Linked DNA regions of Homo sapiens: region 1 is linked to region 2. The links are chromatin contacts, found by Hi-C or POLR2A ChIA-PET in ENCODE. All regions are on one chromosome and are shown on one strand. The core of a region is the stretch at or near the end of the contact, and the rest is flanking DNA. Distances in the headings are between cores, read along the strand shown.

Region 1 (5,595 bases), core at 634-3,133, 49 kb before region 2:
CAGGATCCTTTGCTGCATTTATCCTCATGTGCTCTGCAAGCTGAGACAGTTCCTCTGTGTTTTCTTGTCCTTCAGGACCTTGACAATTTGTAAGAGTCCTAGTCAGATATTTTGTAGGATATCCCTTAACTTGGGTTTGTCTGATGTGTTTTCTCACCATTAAACAGGTTATACATTTCTGGCAAGATTCCCACAGAGGTGACGTGCCCTTTTCAGTGCATCATATAAGAAAGTATATGAGGAAACTGAGGCCCAAGAGCTTAAATAATTTCCTCAAAGGCAAATGGCTAATAATGGACAGAGCTGGTACTCAAGTTTGCACAACTAAAAAGGCGTTGGTCTTTTTACCTTTCCCTAACTTCCAGAATGTAGAAACCATACTTTAAGCAATATACAGGTTATGTAATACATGAAACACAGTGTGCTATATTATTGCAGGTACAATATGGATATACAGGCCAGGCGCGGTGGCTCACGCCTGTAATCCCAACACTTTGGGAGGCCAAGTAGGGTGGATCATTTGAGGCCAGGAGTTCAAGACCAGCCTGTCCAACATGGTGAAACCCTGTCTCTACTAAAAATACAAAAATTAGCCAGGCGTGGTGGCATGTGCCTGTAATCCCAGCTACTAGGGAGGCTGAGGCACGAGAATCACTTGAGCCTGGGAGGTGGAGGTTGCAGTGAGCTGAGATGGCACCACTGCACTCCAGCCTGGGCAACAGAGTGAGACCCTGTCTCAAAAAAAAAGTACATGATGTCGATTTATCTTACCACTGGTGATGATAATCTTGATCATTTGGCAAAAGTGGTATCTTCCAGGTTTTTCCACTGTAATCTCATTCTTTTCCCCCTTTATAATTAGAAAATATTTGAGGGGAGATGCTTTGTAGATTTGGAGATGCTTTGATTATGTAGATATCCTATTTCTCCCTTTTGCCCTCTAACTTACCATTCATCAGTAGATCTTTCTAAGGCAATTATTACTGTGATATTTTAAGGGTGATCTTCCATTTCCCTCTTATGCAATAGAAGAAAAGTAACGGGTAACTATTGTGTATAAACAGGGTGTCCACGTGATTTGTCATTCAAACCAGGACACTTTTGAAAGTGAAAGAGGGTACTGTTAATAACTACAGTATGGCAACAAGCGTAAGTTTGTCCTGGGAAAACTGGGATGCACAGTCACTCTATGTGTAAAATTGACTCTCCAGCTCAAAACAACAGAGACGGGTCAACATTTACTGAAAGTATCTGTATCTTCGAGAAAATCAACAGCAATCTTTGGTGGGGTTTTGAGGGGAAACAGATCATCTTATAGCTGAGTTAAATGTGCAAAGGAATAGAAACTGCTGGCTTGTGGAAGATAATTGTGAAAGAGAATCAAGGGCTAGGAAGCAGAAGCCATAAGCAGCCTAATATACAAGAAATAATCCCCCTCGTCCAATCAAGAGAGAATGCAAACCTGCCTATGAACCAGCTGAAAAGTATCTGTTCCTGCGAAAGGGACTAGTATGTCGCATAAACTCATTAGTCTTTCAAACCCTAAACACTTTCTTCTCTCATATCAAGGCCAATTTTGAGTATTCTGTTTAATAATTTCCTTCACACATCTAGTCACTTAGATCATTTCCTTTTAGAAGACACTAAGCCACGAAGAAGGTAAAATGGGGAATCTCACCAGGGAGGGCGTGTTCCCTCTGATGGTGTTCTCCTATATTTATTTGGAAAAGGTTTCAGACCCCAGCATCTGCCCAAGCTGTCTCCAGTTGGTCTATAGTGGGAAACACCTCTTTGGCACAAAGTCATGACCCAGTATTATTTTTTCCCATTCTACTGAGGAGGAAACGGAGCCTTTGTGAGGGGCAAAGGATCTGTTTAAATTCCTGACTTGACACAGTAAGCGGCCAGAGTAGGGATGACTCATGCTGTAGCTATGGGCCTCCTCTTTCAACTTTAATGGGAATAGTCAACATCCTATTATTTGAATGTTTATCCTGGGTTCATATTATTTCACACAGCGAAAGGCATTTAATGGTAGAAATATTTTCAAACCTAAAAAGTTAAAGGAGAGGAAAATCTTCCACATATCCATACTGGAGACAATGGCGTGGAAGAAACCCGTACGGAAGATCAGAGATTGTTTGATAAATCTGTCACCTTATGTGGAAAGCCATAGTGTCTATGAATAATAATTTCCAGCTCAGAGGATCTGATGAGTGCTTCAGTTAGACCCTGCCCCCAGAGTGCTCAGAACATAATGATTATTTTTCTTGTTGTTGTAAATATTAATAAGCAACAACTGTAGCCTAACACTGTGCGGAAAACTTAAAAACTAGTGATACAAAGCAGATAAATAACTCTAGAAATTATTCCGGGCATTCCTGGAGCTATTCAAGATAGAGGATAGGGCATCCAAATAGTCATTTCAAGGAATTATAACCACAAGAGTTTTCAGCTAATGAATTTAGAAGAAATGGTAGAACTGGGCCAGGCATGGTGGCTCATGCCTGTAATCCCAGCACTTTGACTGAGGCAGGCGGATCACCTGAGGTCAGGAGTTCAAGACCAGCCTGGCCAACATGGCGGACACCCATCTCTATTCAAAATACAAAAATTAGCTGGGTGTGCTGGCATGTGCCTGTAGTCCCAGCTACTTGGGAGGCTGAGGCACGAGAATCACTTGAAGCTGGAACCCAGGAGGCAGAGGTTGCAGTGAGCTGAGATCACGCCAGTGCTCTCCAGCCTGGGAGACAGACCAAGACTCTGTCTCAAACAAAAAAAAAGGAAGAAGAAATGGTAGAATTAGAATATCACCATTTTGTAATCTTCATGAAATAATGACAATAACAATGGTCATCAATGGCTGCTAATATCATACAAAAGGCAAGTGGACATCATGTGCTTCCCACCCTGTCTAGTCGCAGAATACTATAAAGTATTCTTGACAAAGACTGGACCTAGGCTAGGCGCAGTGGCTCACGCCTGTAATCCCAGCACTTGGGAGGCCAAGGTGGGTGGATCACCTGAAGTCAGGAGTTCGAGACCAGCCTGACCAACATGGCGAAACCCTGTCTCTACTAAAAATACATCAATTAGCTGGGTGTAGTGGCAGGTGCCTGTAATCCCAGCTACTCAGGAGGCTGAGGCAGGAGAATCGCTTGAACCTGGGAGGCGGAGGTTGCAGTGAGCTGAGAGCTTACCATTGCACTCCAGCCTGGGTGACAAGAGCAAGACTCCATCTCCAAAAAAGAAAGAAAAAAAAAAAGAAAAAAAAGACTGGACCTAAATATGACCAAGCCTCTAGATCTAGTTTTCAGGTTACACAGGGGCAGAGAAATATACTAATGGCACCATGAGGATAAAATCAGCAAAGTCCAAACTATGAGACACGCTACAAATGACACAGTTTCTTAAAAACAGTACCAAAAAAAAAAATGGGGGTGACCTGTACACTAAGAAAAACTCTTAGAATACATATCAAAAAAAGCAATGTATTGCCAGGCATAATGGCTCACGCCTGTAATCCCAGCACTTTGGGAGGCCGAGGCAGGCAGATCACGAGGTCAGGAGTTCAAGACCAGCCTGGCCAACATGGTGAAACCCTGTCTCTACTAAAAATACAAAAAAATTAGCCAGGCGTGCACCTGTAATCCCAGCTACTCGGGAGGCTAAGGCAGGAGAATTGCTTGAACCTGGAAGGCGGAGGTTGCAGTGAGCCGAGATTGTACCACTGCACTCCAGCCTGGATGACAGAATAAGACTCTGTCTCAGAAAAAAAAAAAAAAGCAATGTATTATAATATGGATGTTATCTGGATTCTAATTTGTATTAACAAATCATAAGAAAAACCTAAAAAGTAAGTGAGAAAATGTGAACATTGTGCTAACTGGGTATTTGATAATATTAAGAAATTTTATTCTTTATGTATTATGCTGCGTTTTGTGGTTATGCTTTTCTTGTTGTTGCTTTTTTTAGTTTCTGTGCACATATATAAACACAATGTCATTAGAAGAAAACATAAGAGAATACAGGGGAAAGTAAAGATTTCTTGATGAAGACACAGAAAGCACAAATCACAAAAGAAAAAAAGTAATAAATTGAACTTCATCAAAATTTAAAATTGTTCATCAAAAGGCACTCAAGAAAATAGGTAACATTAGGAGAAAATATGTGCAACACCTGTGTCTGAATATATATTATATCTAATCTATATCATGTACAAAGATATTACATACTTATATACACATACATTCCTATAGCTTATATGCAGAATATATACAGACCTCCTACAACTCAATAAAAAAACAAAAAATAATAAAATAATAAAAAGACAATGCAATTTAAACATGGATAAAATACTTGAATAGACACTTCACAAGACATACAAATGGTCAATAAGCACATGAAAAAGCATTCACCATCATAATCATCAGGGAAATGCAAGTTAAAATCATAATAAGATACCACTACAAACACTAAAATAGCTAAAATTAACAAGATGAAAAATACCAGATTTTGGAGAGGACATGGAACAACCAGAACTCTCATGCATTGCTGGTGGGAGTGTAAACTGGTACAGCCACTTTGGAAAACCATTTGGCATTTTCTTAAAAAATTGAATATACCTATGATCCTGCAATCACATTCCTAAGTATCCCACTCAAGAGAAATGAAAATATAATGCCCACAAAAAAAATGTGTACAAAAGTGTGTATAGCACCTTTATCCATAATAGTCAAAAATTGGAAATAGCCCAGATGTCTATCAACAGAAGAATGGATAAACCAACTGGTATATCTACACATTGCAATACTACTTAAAAATAAAAAGGACCTAGCTGGGCGTGGTGGCTCACGCCTGTAATCCCAGCACTTTGGGAGGCTGAGGTGAGTGGATCACTTGAGGTCAGGAGTTTGAGACCAGCCTGGCCAACATAGTCTATACTAAAAATAAGAAAATTTTTAGTATAGACTAAAAATAAGAAAAATTTTAGTCTATACTAAAAATAAGAAAATTAGCTGGGTGTGGTGGTGCATGCCTGTAATCCCAGCTACTTGGGAGGCTGAGGCAGGAGAATCCCTTGAACCCGGGGGGCGGAGCTTGCAGTGAGCTGAGTTCGCACCCTTGTACCCAAGCTGGGCAACAGAATGAGACTTCATCTCAAAACAATAATAATAAAAATAAATAAAAAGGACCAAATTATTGATACAAGCAACAACATGAACGAATTTCAAAAATAATACGCAAGTAAAAGAAGCCAGGAGCAAAAAAATGTACATAGTAAATGATATGATTCCATTTATTTCAAATTCTAGAATAATAACCAAGGATTATTGAGGATGAGGATACAGTCACGTACTGCATAACGTTTTGGTCAGAGATGGACCACACATGACAGTGATCTTACAAGATAATAGAGCTGAACATTGTCTATCACCTGGTAACATGGTAGCTGTTGTACTGCCCTAGAGCAATGCATACTTGTGTGTTTGTGGTGATGCTTGTATGAACCAACCTACCGCACTGCCAGTCATACAAAAGTACAGCACATACAATTATGTACAATACATAATCCTTGATAATGATAATAAATGA
Region 2 (6,174 bases), core at 2,335-4,834:
AGTACTATTTTGTAAAACTCTTCTATCATTGTGTGCATATGTGCACTGAGTCATACTGTAAAATGGATTTCTCACTATGCATCAAGATGGGAAGAAACTGAGAAAGCCACAGAAACAGAAGGAAACATACTACTTCCTACAGGATATGCTTTCTCTCTCTAAGAAGGGCTTAATAACAAAAGCCCAATAAAATGGTGGCACAGTCCCATCCCCGGGTTTCCAGGGAGACCCCAATCCCATCAAGAACACCTACTCCTCACAGGCAACAGAGGCACCCCCTTGTGAAGCTGTTCAGCAGCCTGCACAGAAGATATGACTCTTGCAGTCTGGAATAAAAGGCACCAAATGGGAAATAGTGTGTAGGGATAAAAGGTACCAAATGGGAAATAGTGTGTAGTATCAGTTTTGACAATTTTTGTAACCAAGTAACTTTTGAGCAAGTTACTCATTTCTCATTTGCTTATCAACAGAATGATCATGGAATGCTAAACCTCTACAGGGTGCAATCTTAAGGAAATGTTACTACTTAAACCTTTTACCTGCACAAGACTGCCCCTCTGTCTTTCCTCTCTGATGGGTACGGAAGTTACTGACATGCAAAGTCAGCACAAGGGAACCGTGGCTCAGGCAAACGAGGAAAAATGAATTTAGATTATGTTTACAGCCAAGGAAAGGAGACACGTTGAACAATCCTCTACTGGAAACATTGCTAAAGTGTTTTTAAACTGAAGATTATACCACCACTTAAGATATTTTTTGTCTGCTATTTTACCCAGCATATTACAAAACTGCATCTAGGACTGAAATAGCAGATTGCCTCAAGAGCAAATGACAATATTTGTACCAGAAATGTTGGCAACCAGCAGCACAGATGGGTTTCTGCACAGCAATCTTCAAACTGGGACTCCAAGAATAACTCCACCTACTGCACCAATGTTAAATTGCTGAATCCAAAGTCAGAAGGGCTCATTATTCCATATTTTTCCACCACCTTCTTCCCAAAGGCACGTGTACCTGCCTGACCTCCTCTGCCTGAGAAGGGCTCAGAACAAAGTAAAAAAAAAAAAAAAAAAAGTGGGAGTGGGCAGGGCGGAGCAGGAGACCACAATAAGAAGCAAATACGAACAGATAGTGAAAGATTGATTATCCGTGAAAGGAAGGAAAACAAAAATGACTGGAAAGTCCAGATAAGCCAAACAGCTATTTACATGACTAGTTTTAAACTTCCCCTTCAAATACAAATAAGAAAAAATAAAGATTTATCTTAATTTCATCTCCTCTCCAAGGCTGGGTACCCTTGCTTGAGGAGTCAAATAAAAACTTATTTTTGCTAAAAGACTCAAGGACAGAGAGAGAAGCTGCCATTAACCATGTTGATTACTAGGATGGCCCCAAAGACAGTCCATCTATACCTAAAGCACGGCTCAAGTGCTTGGAGAAAATCTTTGTTGCTTCTTCCACATCTGCTCTTCCTGCCTGCCAACTGAGATGCACTGTTCTCCCTCCATTCCTCTGCATTTCTACCGAATGGTCTGGAAAGCCAAATGAAACGGAAGTCTTCACTTAATGAGACATTAATTATGAAGTCCATCCAACTAAAGTGCTGTCTTCAGTGTTCACAGTAGCCTCTCCCCACCTTTTAAAAGGGCCAGAGGGTTGATGGTGGTAATGGGTCTCTGCCTCTGTGCCACCCTAGGTTGACTTCCAGGGGTAAACTTTAAGGCCTTTCATGTGAAAGAGAGTCAATGCACTAACATTTTCGGGCTAGAACGGCACTTTTCAAATTGCATAACACAGAGTACAGAGCACTACTGCATTATGCTCCATATCCTCACATCTGCTATGGTGCGGGAGGAAGCCCAGGATAGAAAGGATTCAATTCAATTAACAGAACCTTGGGAGTTCAGGCAAGCAGAATCCTACATTTAAATAAATGCCCATTTAACCCTAAAGAAACTGAGTAGAGGAGGATTAGGGAGTGCTCATCTTCCACCTTTCCTCTCCAACAATCAAGGTGTTCCTTGCTCAGGCTCTACTTACAATTCCCTGAACTGCACAGTCAGGAAGTTTGAGTGTATCTGCACAAGACTTCTCTAGCTTCATTACCAAACCTTGAGTCACCTGAATCCGAACAGGCCAACTGATGTTTTAAGTGGAACAAAATTCCCTGCCTACCTTTTCTTTTTCCATTTATTGGGCTAAAAAGGTAGTGAAAATGTGGGCGGTTAAACCCTCCATAACCATCACTAACAGAAGCAAACAAATGTTCACAGAATCCCAAAGTCCAGGAACAAATTATATTTAAGTTTTCACCCTTAAACTGAGTTTAAGATTTTGGGGGGGACATTTACTCCAAGCCAAAAAGTTATCCTAAGAAGACCCCTCACTTACAGGGGCTGGGAAGCACTATGATTATTTTCCTGTTATCCATCTAATCTCAACCCACCCCGGCAGAGGCCCCAGCCTAATGAACAACCCTCAACCAAATCTTCCTGAAAGAATTCAGAATGAGCAACTATGGAGGTCTCCTTGGTAGAATAAAGGGCCTGTCCCTCATAAAGACAACATAAAAAGAGTCAAGGACACAAGTGATTTAAAAGTGTCACTGATTGACCAGGAGTGATGACTCACTCCTGTAATCCCAGCACTTTGGGAGGCCGAGGTGGGCAGATTGCTGGAAGTCAGGAGTTCAAGACCAGCCTGGCCAACATGGTAAAACCCCATCTCTATTAAAAATGCAAAAATTAGCCAGGCATAGTGGTGCATGCCTGTAATCCCGGCTACTTTGGAGGCTGAGGCACAAGAATCACTTGAATCCAGCAGGCAGAGGTTGCAGTGAGCCTGAGATCGAACGACTGCATTCCAGCCTGGGCGACAGAGCGAGACTCTGTCTAAAAAAAAATAAATAAGTAAATAAATGAAAGTGTCACTGATGCCAACTGTCCATAAGACAGTCAAGGCAGACCATCAAGAAATGGCTGCAAGAATATTCTACATTCAAAGACATCTCAAAAGTAACTATCTATTCACATAAACAGTTTAATACAACTCAATCCAATTCTTGCCAATTCTAAACAAGAAAAGACTGGCATAAAATATAAATCTTCTCCCCAATCAAGGCCAACAATGAAATTAAAGAAAAAAAACTCTCACATGAGTACAGTCTGTATTATTTATAGAAACAACTTTCATATCCATTTCAAGTTACTTAAATTCAAAACTTGCTAATAATAGAAACAGTATGTAAGTGTCACTAAAACCGGAAACTGCTGCAAAATAACAGAATATTTCAGAGTCAAATTCAAGGATCTGTGTTGTAAAATATTTCGTCTTTGTTACTCTATCAGCATTTAATTTATAAAAAGTGAACATGTTCTACTTTGGTTAATTAACCACTAACATAAGTCAAATAATGAATGCTGCTGCCTCCTAAATTAATCAGAATAGATTAACAGAATCCTTTGAGCTTATTGTTTCAGAACAAATTTCAAAGCCACCACAGTAACTTTCTGGAAGTTAAGAAAGAGGAAATGTGCTTCTCATGTCAACAGCAGAGCAGTTTTCAGGAGTCCCATTGTTTCAGTGCAGGGAGCTCAGCTGTCCTGGACTGTCCTGAGTCAAGACAGGAAGAGCTGTCAGACTTCTGGGGCTGATCACTCAAGCATGACTGGACAAGACCAGAAGCAGCAGATGTTTAAAGGGTGATGGGAAACAACTATGCAAAGAAGGAAACACTAGTAACTTGAAGAGTTACCAAAGCCTCACTCTGTTGACATAATTTGCAATCAATAAATACGTTTTAATAAAAGTCTGCAAGTTTGTACGATGGGAGCCTCTCTCTCCCTGCTGCTGTGGCCCCTACCCAACTCCTCCCAATAACAGCAGTACTATTTTACAACCCCTAGAGCAGGTCTTAAAATGTAAGAGAGATTTTAAAACCATCATTTCTGTCCAAGAATGACTATTCTGGCATAGTGACGCAAAGAAAAGCCATTCAGATAAACAAGAAACCTATTCTCCAAGAACAAGGAATTGGATTAGACTAGTAATATCTAATAACATCTAAGCCCAATGATGCAAACAAAACAACACAACAGGAATGTGTACTATACTATGGGCCAAATGCCGCAAACAGAAACCTTCTCCTTGCTAAGACTCTTCGGTCTCTTCTTACATAAAGACTCCAGGCAATTACTGTCCCCAAAATAGCTTTCTTTCCAAAATGACCATTAACCAAATGCCCCTCTTGCGGAGTTACAGAAGAGGATAGATGTCAAGTGTTCCATCAAGTGGAACAAGAACTAAAATATGGAACCTTGAAACCACAACTGCTGATATACCAAGGATGAATCCCAATAAACCAGAAAACTCACTCAAAAGTTTAGTTTTCCATCTCCACAGCATGGGTTATCCCAGCAGTCTCAAAGGCTCACACCTGTTTCACTGGCTCAGCTTTGCCGTCAACGGGAGATGTGGAGATATGCTGCAATATCGTTCCAGTTTCAATAACATACCACGCTGGACTAATGCCTTCTGTGTGGCTTTTTTTTTCTTTTTTAAGAATATCAAAATGCTAGGGGCTTGAGAGAGATTTAAACATTTCACCTGGTACAAGTAGCATTAGGACTTTCAAAAATACCAAATTGTTCACATCACAATGTTTCACTTAACGCTACACTTTACGAGCTGGCCATCAAAATCCTCTTCTACTTCATACCTACTCTCCTCATTTATCACTTTCTGGTTTCTAAGGTACTAAAGTATTGAAAAAGAAAAACACAATGCTCAGGTTCTGGAAGGCCTCTCGGAGGATGGGGCCTGGGGACAGATGGAGGACCCCTTTATACCAAAGGCAAGAGGACTAGCAGTCCCAAGTGGAGAGGGAGGACTGCTTCAGAGTTCAACAGAGGTCCATCGTTTCTGATCTGCAAATCAGCTCAGAAATAAAAGAGACTCTTCCTGCCAAAAAAAATACAAAGCAAGAAGGGGAGCAATGAGAAATCCAACAGGGTCAAACACCTTGAAAGGGGGCAAGCTGTAGCTTGCTGCTACTGCTAGGAGGGCAGCAGTGTTGAGTTTCCTAGCCGGGTGGCTCCCACGTTCTGGACACGGCACCATGAGGAGGTCTAGGCAGAAAGTAGCTCATAGGGAAGAGGCAAGGCTCACAAAGAGAAGGATCATCAGCAGTGCACTTCAGTCAAAGTTGGTGCAATTGAATTTTGAGCAGCTGAAGGTCCAGAGACCTCCAGGAATGGAGAAGTACAAAGCAGCCAGAGGCCCAGAACAGGAAACCTGGTGCCATACTTACTGGGCAGGCCAGCCAGGTAGGGCGCCCAAGAGGGATGATGGAAAGGACAGACAGCAGAGTGGAGACTAGCAGATGATACATTCTGGGTGGCTATAAATAAGAACGCTTTAGACCATAAAGGCCAATTGTTTTATAATTTTACTAGTCTTGTTACTTTCATAAAACTATAGCAAAAACTACTAAAAATATATATATTTTTTGAGACAGAGTCTCACTCTATCGCCCAGGCTAGAGTGAGGTGGCTCGATCTTGGCTCACTGCAACCTCCACCTCCCAGGTCCAAGCAATTCTCATACCTCAGCCTCCTGAGTAGCTGAGATATTTTTACAGCTGTGTGCCACCACGCCAGGCTAATTTTTGCATTCTTAGTAGAGACAGGGTCTCATGATGTTGGTCAGGCTGGTCTCGAGTTCCGGGCCTCAAGTGATCCACCCGCCTTGACCTCCCAAAGTGCTGAGATTACAGACGTGAGCCACCGCACTCAGCCCTATTAGAAATTTTTTGTTTCTACAGCTCCATAAGTAAATTAGAGCTCTGCCAGTAGATTAAATGAAATAAATCACTACACTTGAATTCTCACAAACTGTGACATCTGTATCCTCACCCATCAACACAACCTGTATATTACCTATGCATTACTCTTCCAAACTGGGTAAACCAGAATGTGCAATCCCCATCTTATTCAATCTTCATGCTACTCTGATCTCCAATCTCCAGCACTCCGCTTACTAAATTCCAGACAAACTAATTGAGGACCTGTATCCTGATCATGATTTAAAAAAAACAACTTCATCAAAACTCAGGACAGAGAAAGTTGCTCTCAGCTCACTGTACAATTTGTTTTGTGAACTAGACCTGCAATATCT

The links. Hi-C counts contacts between places; a loop is a spot of excess contacts on that map. ChIA-PET counts read pairs that join two places held with the same protein, here RNA polymerase II (POLR2A). Pooled maps may share reads with other maps.
Region 1: a loop to region 2 is called in a map of endothelial cell of umbilical vein, with 5 times the contacts of the local background. The contact joins two enhancer-like sites. A Hi-C loop is called at or near these places in 2 of 168 maps with a recorded cell type or tissue (Caco-2 and endothelial cell of umbilical vein), 5 of 37 single-sample maps with no recorded cell type and 5 of 50 pooled maps. POLR2A ChIA-PET finds 5 or more read pairs at or near these places in 8 of 52 experiments (CD4-positive, alpha-beta T cell, CD8-positive, alpha-beta T cell, GM12878 and 5 more).

Annotation. Positions count from the first base shown.
Region 1 is chr13:40,538,673-40,544,267 of GRCh38, forward strand. No RefSeq gene overlaps it. Among named protein-coding and RNA genes, the nearest start is that of LINC00598, 60 kb to the left of the region's middle. RefSeq lists enhancers at 1,510-2,059, 2,060-2,609, 2,610-3,157. Within about 2 kb of position 1,884, at least 7 of the 41 ENCODE cell types and tissues checked have a DNase peak (open chromatin) inside an H3K27ac peak, as active enhancers do; they include endothelial cell of umbilical vein, where a contact is called at or near this core.
Region 2 is chr13:40,586,212-40,592,385 of GRCh38, forward strand. The region is part of intron 1 of FOXO1 (forkhead box O1); the gene reads right to left. Among named protein-coding and RNA genes, the nearest start is that of FOXO1, 77 kb to the right of the region's middle. RefSeq lists enhancers at 3,498-3,557, 3,568-3,807. Within about 2 kb of position 3,585, at least 20 of the 41 ENCODE cell types and tissues checked have a DNase peak (open chromatin) inside an H3K27ac peak, as active enhancers do; they include endothelial cell of umbilical vein, where a contact is called at or near this core.